Regions from separate parts of the Homo sapiens genome. Here region 2 is linked to region 1. A link is a loop called in an ENCODE intact Hi-C map of the cell type or tissue named here. Cell type or tissue: dorsolateral prefrontal cortex. All regions are shown on one strand.

Evidence for each region. Peaks named below come from ENCODE experiments on the same cell type or tissue, not always from the same donor. Only the 100,000 strongest peaks of a DNase experiment are listed, where the experiment ranks them.
Region 2: a loop joins it to region 1, with 2.1 times the contacts of the local background. A loop is called at or near these places in 4 of 110 quality-filtered maps.

The regions. Positions count from the first base shown.
Region 1 is chr5:125,048,516-125,053,515 of GRCh38, forward strand. The region is part of intron 2 of LOC101927421 (a long non-coding RNA gene); the gene reads left to right. Among named protein-coding and RNA genes, the nearest start is that of ZNF608, 300 kb to the left of the region's middle. In dorsolateral prefrontal cortex, no CTCF peak of the experiment used is centred here; a DNase peak (open chromatin) is centred at 2,632.
Region 2 is chr5:124,921,328-124,926,327 of GRCh38, forward strand. No RefSeq gene overlaps it. Among named protein-coding and RNA genes, the nearest start is that of ZNF608, 180 kb to the left of the region's middle. RefSeq lists enhancers at 89-178, 1,854-1,963. In dorsolateral prefrontal cortex, no CTCF peak of the experiment used is centred here; a DNase peak (open chromatin) is centred at 2,024; H3K4me3 peaks cover 204 bases; H3K27ac peaks cover 2,920 bases.

The sequences.
Region 1 (5,000 bases):
AGGCCTTTACCACCACCTTTACTGAGATTGGGAGATGCCAGACAACAAAGACCTCTTTTCATATGAACTAGATATAACTTACTTTCATTTGTAGTCAAAACAGTATTAATTAAACTAGTTAATGGGATCCAAAAAGCCAGTCACACATGGGGTAGAAACTGGGGAGGCCTGTAGAGTGGCTTAGTGTGAATTCCTGGCTCACCGCAGTGCTCCTTACTGAATGGCAGAATACTGGCCCTACTTTCACTTGGGAAAAAAATGAATTCTAGATAAACAAAAGAAGTGGGCCAATTGAGTTCAGGTTCCTTCCACAAATATTTTGAGCTACTGTTCTGTTTTTCCACGAAGTCCACTGTGTATCCCAGTCCTCTCAAAGCTCTATGACTAAGTAAGATTGCATTACGTAGAATTCCTTTTATATTCTTTTTTTTTTTTAGACAAGGTCTCTCTCTGTTGCCCAAGCTGGGGTTCAGTGGCTTGATCAGGGCTTACTGCAGCCTCAACCTCCCAGGCTCAGGTGATCTTCCCAGCCTCTTGAGTAGCTGGGACTACAGGTGTACACCACCATGCCCAGCTATTTTTTGTAGAGATGGGGTTTTGCCATGTTGCTCAGGCTGGGCTCAAACTCCTGGGCTCAAGAGATCCACCTGCCTTGGCCTCCCGAATTGCTGGGATTACAGGCATAAGCCACCACGCCAATTCTGTATATTCTTTTAATAATCCTCAATATGAAGGTAATTTTTGCATATGTCCTCTGGGCAACTACAAACCAACAAATATAACCACGATCAGCGATTCTCAGTGGGTACCATGGAGTCACTGTAAACCTTTTAAAAGACAGAATTTTGATATAAGTGGGTTTGAAAACTCCACAGGTGATGTACAAAATGCATCCTGATTAAGATTCCCATTCCTGGATTTTCTTTCAAATTCCATGATTGTGGAAAAGTTGCTTAGATGGACATTAGGTATTGATGAGTGGGCAGTGAGCTGTATCAATCTATAACTATGTTAAAATCCCAGAAAAGTGATCAGCCTATAAACAGCTATCCACATCTCCAGTTTTACCAGGTGAAAAGAGCTACTGTCAGCTTGGCTTCCTCCTTCTAGAAATAGAGTCATACTTTGGATTTAATATAGTTTTTGGTTATTATGAGACTTAAACATGACATTTCTTTGTATTTTCCTCTCTGCCTGTTTCTCTCACACTCTCATATTCTTCTGGTTGTAATTTAGCAGCCCTACATTCCCGACATCAAATGGAGGTTAAGTACCGTGTTATTTAAACAAGATGAATGTATTTGATAATGACTGAGTAAGGAAAGTGGAGGAGGAATAAAGTAGGGAGGAACAACTCCCAGCAGCAGGGCGTGAGGAGAAATGTCTCAGCAACACCACATTCATGGATCTGCTCGGTAAAAATACTGCTGACATAACATTATAATTCATCTCCCTAAAGTTTTATGTTTCCCACTTTGGAAAACAACTATGTCTGGTATATAATTTCACTCTTGTATTATGACATTTGAGAAAGTAGCCAGGACTGGTTAAGTTTAACTCCCCCCATGAAGTTATTTTAGATGTCAGTTTCTACAAGTGATTCACAAACGGGCAGATTAGCAGAAACATGTTATTCCAGAATGGTCAGGATTGGGGAGAGCTAGAGAAAAACACTGACTTTATTCTTTGATGTTTGTGGTGGTGTGAATATTTGTCTTGTATTTGCTTTGGTGATCTCATTGTATGATTTTAGAAGAACTATCAACTGATCTATTTTCTCTTTCTTTGAATAAACTTAAAAATGTGACCCAATTGTTTTCAGTCAGAGATAATAAAATAATGGATGTTATCATTGTTTTGAAATAATCATTTACTGTTGTTACTTTCTTCATGGTGTTCTTGAACTTAGGTTTGAAATAATTAATTAATTTTGATTCCATGATCTCATCTGAATGTGGCAGAAGGAGAAATGGAATTTGTACTCTGAAAATCTGTGTTCTGCGGTGTTCTTAGCTTAGGTAATGATAAATCCTTGGACTGTGGATGTGTTCAAAATGTGCCACATTTAGACATCTCTGGTCACTGGCATAAACCTTTAGTTATTGCTTAAATATAGATAAGTGTCTTTCTTTTTTAAAAAGTCATATTGTGTGTAAAGAATAAAATAAGTATATATATTGAATGGCCTGAGAGCAAAACAAAACACTGAAAAACTTATGAAAGTAGAAAAATGAGTATTCTTATGACTCTATTAAATTATATTTTGTAAGATGAAATACTTTGACTACATATTGGGTACAGTATACACTGCTTGGGTGATGGGTGCACCTAAATCTCAGAAATCACCACTAAAGAACTTATCCATGTAACCAAAAACCACTTCTTGCCCCAAAACTATTGAAATAAAATAAAATAAGACATATAAATAAATACTTTGCTTTATTTAGTTTATTGGTAATATATTAAATAAGGTGTGAAAGTTCTGAGATTTTTATCCTCCTTGCAAGCTAACAAGTTATCCTGCCACAGTGTCATGGATGTTGGCAGAAAACATGAGACTCTTGGGTCAGAGACAAAGAACCATTTATTAGTCACAGCAATAGCAGTAGCCAGAGTATCAGTGATTGTCCCAGCTGCCTAAGCCCTGATTCCTACAGGGCTGCACAGCTGATTCCTGGACTCACAGTGGGTTGTGTTACAGGAGAGAAATCTTGAATTCAGGGGACCTGAACCTTTTATAACAGGTAGCCTGCCTAACTTTGCCCTGAAGAGAGATGTTACCGTCAATTTACTGGACAGAACCAAACATGCCTTATTTTCTTTGGAGGGAAACACTATATCTATCTTCCAGGGCCTTTTACTGTATAGACATCCTTGAAAATATAGTCTGGACAAAAGGCAGGCAGTGGCTCTACTCCCAAGATGTGTACAAATAGGGGGAAGCCAAGAAGAATTGTCTCCCAGTTGATGCAATGTATAGAAATGTACGTTTGTTTCTCTGTAATTAAGCTGAACTTAGCTTTGAAATCTCTATTTTTTAAGGTGAAAAAGATATGCTCATCAAGGCAAATTCAGTCACCTTAAGCTTAAAATGTATTTTCATTTGTTGTAAATTTAAATTAATTTGGGATTCTCATACTGTTTTTTTCTGCATTCCTCTTAGAAGTAACAATATAGTAGCAAACACTTAAAATAGTACTTATAACCACGATGTAATATAATATTCTAAACCCTTTGCATAAGTTAAGTTAATTTATTCAATCTTATACGTAGACTGTTTTCTTTTTTGAGACGGAGATTTATTCTTGTTGCCCAGGCTGGAGTACAGTGGCATGATCTTGGCTCACTGCATCCTCTGCCTCCCAGGTTCAAGCGATTCTCCTGCTTCAGCCTCCTGGGTAGCTGAGATTACAGGCATGTGCGACGCCTGGCTAATTTTATATTTTTAGTAGAGACGGGGTTTGACTGTGTTGACCAGGCTGATCTCGAACTGCTGACCTCAGGTAATCCGCCTGCCTCGGCCTCCCAAAATGCTGGGATTACAGGCGTGAGCCACTGCGCCCGGCCTTGTAGACTGTGTTTTTATCTCTACTTTATATGTAAAGAATTTGAGGCACAGAGAGGTCACTTTGCCCCAAATTACCAAAGCAGCAGAACTGAGATTCTAACCAAGAGGACTCTAGAGTAGGTTCTCCTCGCCTAAATGCGACTTCTCTGCTTTCTAAGAGCTCTGTGGTCTCTATGATCTTGGGGGCTTCTATATCATATTTTTTTTTTTTTTTTTTTTTTTTGAGACGGAGTCTTGCTCTGTCACCCAGGCTGGAGTGCAGTGGCATGATCTTGGCTCATTGCAAACTCTGCCTCCTGGCTTCAAGCGATTCTCCTGCGTCAGCCTCCCAAATAGCTAGGACTACAGGTGTGTGCCACCATGCCTGGCTAATTTTTTGTATTTTTATTAGAGACAGGGTTTCACAGTATTAGCCAGGATGGTCTCGATCTCCTGACCTCATGATCTACCTGCCTCGGCCTCCCAAAGTGCTGGGATTATAGGCGTGAGCCACTGTGCCCAGACTCTATATTATATTTGCATGGAATCCAGATTTAGTCCAGTCCTCTCTTGCTTCCGCTGTGGTATCTTGTCCCATAGCATAGTCTCTGTCTTTGTCAGTTCAACCGCTGGGCTCTGGGAGACTCTGCTTACTCCCATCTACTTAAAAGCTTCTCTGCAGGGATTTAGAGCTCCATGCCGGCGTGGGGGAGATAGCTCTGTGATGTCTCCCTTGAGCCCTTCCACCAACACCACCCCTCAGTTACAGCTTTTCCGTTACTTAGAGGCCCTGCCAAAAACATCGTTTGAATCTCAGCTCTGCCACTTGCTAACGTGACATCTCTCTAACAATTTCTACACCTCTGAAGTGGAGACAATGATACTGTATTGCTCAGAGGTAAAGGTTAAATGAGTTAATTTATACTTGGGAGGTAAAAGTGCTATGTTAAGTGTCTGTTAATACATTATTACAACTGAGGGAAATGGGAGGAAAGAGTTTTAGAGTGCGGAATTGACAGAAATGTATAACAACTAAAACATGTTTTAGGTTAGATGTGGCTGAGTTTACCTTGACAAGTTTAAATTTTCCACCATAAATATGGAGGCTCCAAAGTTTGAATCAGTTACAGAGAAATAAAGGAAGTTTCATGTCTGCACACAGGTCTGTGAGTTGTTGTCACTGTGAAGTTTGCTTTGTGGTGTAAAATCTCTCAACCTCTTTGCTTCTGGTATTCTGGTGTGACCTTAGCATATCTACATTTGTGCAAGGGTTTGATCCATTAAGGGGTCAGGTACAAGACCCTTTCTCATGCACTTGTTGATATCTGCACTTTTATCACATTCCCTAAAATTCCTCTTTTACCATCTACTAGTTGAATTCTTATTTAATTTCAGGTGGGACTAGTTGAATTCTTATTTAATTTCAGGTGGGACTAGTTGAATTCTTATTTAA
Region 2 (5,000 bases), 130 kb before region 1:
GTTAAAAGCTCTGTGAAGTAAACAATGATGTATATGAATTAGCAGCACAACCATAGTCAATACAAATCAAAGTGGCTTTATGAAGGTATTGATGTTTTCAGCTCTTCCTAAGGTTGAATACATTTAAGCGTTTATTCCCCAGGGCATTGTTGATCCAGATGAATGTATTCACTTTGAAACGAGACCATAGTCGCCGCTAGAGACAAAACTACATACACTGACCCAGATACGGTTCTTCCCCAGACCAAGTGACCCCAGCTGCAGCCGGAGTGCTCACAGTAAACTGAAATTACATGAATGACACCCAGGGAAAGACGCTTGTATTATAAAGAGGCTACATTTCTATTTGGTTTACTGATGTATTAATTTTTCAAAGTTTGGAATCTCTTCAAATACAAGGTAAATGCATTTTCTAAGAATTTGGCCCAGTGGCACTCGTCTGGATGTGATAACCTGTTTTTCCTGTATCATGATTTAACTTAAACTACTCTTGTAAGTGACTGATTCTGTATCTTCAAGTTACATTCATACATCCTGTGACTGGATATTGACGAATTCAGTAGGTGCCACAGGCATATCTTGCTTGTCTGAAAGGAAAGTTAATTTTATACTAAGATGCCACCATTAAAATAGATAATGAAAGCATTGTTAGGATTTACCAGATTAGCTAAAGCAACAAAACATCAGATTGTAACTAGATGACCTCGGGGAAAAACACAGGATGTATATTTCCACAAAACATCCCGCATCATTTGACATATTCAAAGTAAAGGTAAGCCATGTATTTTGGCCTTTATGTTGTTCACAGAAGAGTTCTTTGCACACTGGATATACATTGGAATTCATCTTCCTTTTCTTCTTAGTATGTTAGAATATCTATGTCTTCAAAAGGGTCAGCCTCAAATGAGTGAGCCAAAGGCACTTACATGCAGACCAGTACTTATTAGAAAGAACTGAGAAATGAAACATAAACTGATAAGTGAGTGCAAGTCATTCATCTTTTTAAAGCCCATAAAAAGAGAATTGTAAATTAAAATGTCTACAATAGGTTCAACACCTCTCTCTCAGCCCCTCCCTTTCCTTTGTCATGCTACAGCATTCAAGTGTGGGAATGTTTCTCTGAAACGTGTAAATCACACATTTAGTCATGCCATACCCAGGAGCACCGTACCGGGAGGAACGGGGAGGAAGGCCAAGGAAATTAAATATGAGTCCAGCAGTTTGTTAATGAAACATTTACACAAGCAGTTTATATGGTTGTAATAAAAAAGGGGGGCCTCTTTCATCGCACCTTTTCATTACTTAGCACAGTCTTTAAGAGGATTAATGTGGAAGGGGGGAAAAGAATGTGCTTATCAGTTGAGTCTCAGGATTGGTAATGCTGAGTTCTTAATAGATTGCCTCTGGATTTAGGATTACTGTGGTGCAAATTCTTCCAGGCTTTCAATAGAATAGAAAGCAGTTTGTTTTCCCCCCTTCAACGAGAAGGGCTATTGACTTGGTGATGAAATGACCTAGGACTCAGAGTTTATTCAAACCACTGCCTCCTGTTTCTGTCACTTCAGGGAGATTTATTTATTTGTTTGGGCTACTGGTAGCCAATGCATCAAAATATGCACTAATTCCACCACTACTGTGATTAAGAAGCAGCTAACAATGCAAGTTTAACAGCAACCAGCTGACTTTTATGATGCTTGTATTAAGGATCTAGTTTTCAAAAGGAAACAGCAGAGAAGACAAATCTATTTTTTGGACACTGTCAATTCCCTGCACCTCATTTTCTGACAGGTTTCCTAACAGCTCAGATAAACTACATATTTTGGAGGACAACTGAAGTGAATAAGTGGCCCTTTTAGTTTTCTGGGGAGTTAGAGGCAGCTTTTGTTGGCAATCTTGTGAAAGAGTACAGTACTGATGGATCATGCTGCTTGAGGTCCCGTGACTTCACACTATTTTTAGCACAAGGAAGATGTTAGTTGTAACAGTGTACAATGGGCTAATCAGCCATAATAGAACTCACACTGTTTTTCACTTCACATTGCACTTATTATGTGCCTTGAATGTAAACAGCTCTTTGCTTCTGACAAAGATGGCAGTTTGCCATGGTGGGATTCAGCCTTCTCTAAAGCTCAGCAAACATTGAATAGAGCAAGCCAGAAGACTGAAAAAGCAATTGTTTGAATTTATGTCACTTGCAACCTTAGACAAAATTATTTTTGTTACTTCCATCCTTTCCTTCCTACCTCCCTCAAATTAGCAAGCATTCACATATGTCAGTTATCAGCATATGAAAAATTATTTCCATTATTTCTCCACCCACATTTAGAGAATCAATAAATCATGTTTTATATAAAGTCTTGAATAATGACATCCCTGTGCATTTTATACCCATTGTGAAATATTTGGAACTTAACATAATAATATGAAGCTTGATCATATAAATAGATTGAAGTTGCTTTAAAGCATGATAAAAGATACTCTTTAAAATTACACCCAACACCCAAAAGAAGTTTATTGTTTTGCACCATCTGTATGTACCATTAGCAGATTCAATAGTTTGCTCTCAAAACAGATTTAGAGCAATTTACTATAAAGCAAATTGTTGTTGGCTAGGCTTCCTGCATTGTTATCCTATGATTTTTCCAGGCACAGGGGCATATTCAAAAGTTTTTTGAAATTTTATCACAGTAATACATGCACATGATAAAAACCATCAAGTAGTATAAGAAAGTACTTTATAAAGAAAAGTACCCTCCTCCACACTCAGGCCTATTACTAGCAGCAAAGACCTTTTTATTTTTTAGTTCTTCTTCTGGAGATTACTTCCTAACCCTAAATAAAAGGCTTATAATAGTATTTCTAAAGAATTTTTTTAAATTATTATTATTTTTTTTAGAGTTGGGGTCTTGCTCACTGCAGCCTCGAACTCCAGGGCTCAAGTGATTCTCCTGTCTCAGCCCCTCAGCCTCCTGAGTAGCTATGACTATAGGCATGTGCCACTGTGCCCAGCTAATTTTTATTTTTACTTTTGTAGAGTCAGGATCTTGCATTGTTGCCTAGGCTGGCCTTAAACCCCTAGCTTCAAACAATACTCTCACCTTGACCTCGCGAAGTGCTGATATTACAGGTGTGAGCCACTGCACCTGGCCTTATAATAGTATTTATTGATTGATTCATTCATTGATTCAGCAGATATTCACTGAGTGACTACTGTTTGCCACATACTGTTCTAAAACTGAGATACAACAGTGAACGAAACAGACAAAAGTCCCTGCCCCCTTGAAGCTGAACATTCCACTGGAGTGGAAATGAGGAGAGGCAGATAATAAATATCAATGAATAATTTATATCACATATCAAAAAGTGAAAAGGGGTATAGAATAAAAGAAATGAGAAAGGTGGGCAAGAGGGGTACTGAAGGTGGAAGGTGGTGTGAAGTTCGAAACACAGAGGTTAGGGATGGCCTAACTAAGAGTGTGATATTTCAGCAAAGACATGAAAGAAGTAATAGAGTAACCCATGAAAACATCTCAAAGGAGAGAGGCCAGAGTGGAAGGAACAGCCAGTGCAAAGGCCCTGAGGCAGGAGCATGGCTGGTTGGCTTAAGGAACAGTGAGGAGGTCAACTTGGCTGATGTGGAATGAGCAAAGGAAAGTGCAGTAGGAGATGGGGCTTGTGAAATGATGGGAGGAGGAGGTCCATGGGAGTGTAGGAAGGATTTGAACAGAGAATTAATTCAGTCCTGTTTAAGTTTTTACTTTCTTGAGGAAAGGATGTGTGAATGGAAGAAGGAAGTTATTTTGGAGTCTCTGCGGTGATCCAAGTGAGACAAGGAAACTCCCAACAGGTTGATGCCTCAGAGGAGTTAAGAAGTAGTCAGATTCTGGGTATACAGTGAGGCTTACTTGCTTTTCTGATAGATTGCATTTATAGAATATGAGAGAAAGAAGATTTGGCTTCAGCTACTGTAAGAATGGAGTGGCCCTTAATGGAGATAAGATAGACTGCTGGTTGAATGGGATTTGGAAGGAAGATTTAGTTATGGATATGTTGAGTTTGAGATGCCTTTAGACATCAAAGTGGTGATAACAGATAGATAAGTGGATATGAGAGGCTGGAGTTCTGGGGAGAGGTACAGACCTCGTATTTACATTTTTGGTCGTTAGCATATACATGGTATTTAAGGTCACATGCCTAGGTAAGCCCACTAGGGAATGAAGCTAAAAGAAGTCCAAGGACTTATCCTTGGGACATTCTCACATTAAAAGATTGGATAAGAAACTTGCAAAAGGAACTGAAAAGAAGTGAGGTCAGAAGCTACTGGAAGAAAGAGAGTTACAAAAGTAGGCTAACAAATGCATGTCAAGTTTACATGACCCACAGTGATATTCTCAGGTTAGAGAAAGAGTTATGAAGACAATGGTGATCCTGCAGCAAAGTAGAAGAGAGCACTTAAATTATAGAATGATGAAACATTAGAAGCATTTCCTTTAGAATTTAGAGTAATTTAGAAGTGTCTAGAATAAAGGAAAATATGTATTAAATAGCAGTGCTATATACTAGTAATAATCACTTTTTTAGTAGTATGAAACTTGGTGTCAACAGAAACTTTATATACCAATGAATAGCTTTAACAAAAAACGTGATAGACATGTATGAATACTTACAGTATATTCTGAGAGGTGTAAAAATGTAAAAGATTTCATGCAGATACATAATTGTTGATGTACAGGTGGACTGAGTATTGCAAAAGTGTTAATTTTTTTCTTGAATATATGAGTTTATCGTAGTTCAAAACAGAGTTCTGATGGGCAAATTTTTGGTACAGTAATGATCATAGCAGCACTATTTTTAATAGCCAACAACTAGAAACAATCAAATGTCCATAAATGAGTAAATAAACTGTATATTCATTCAATGAAATAATATACAGCAAGAGGATGATTGAACTACAACTACAGCATCAACATAGGTGAATCTCGCAAACATAATAATGAACA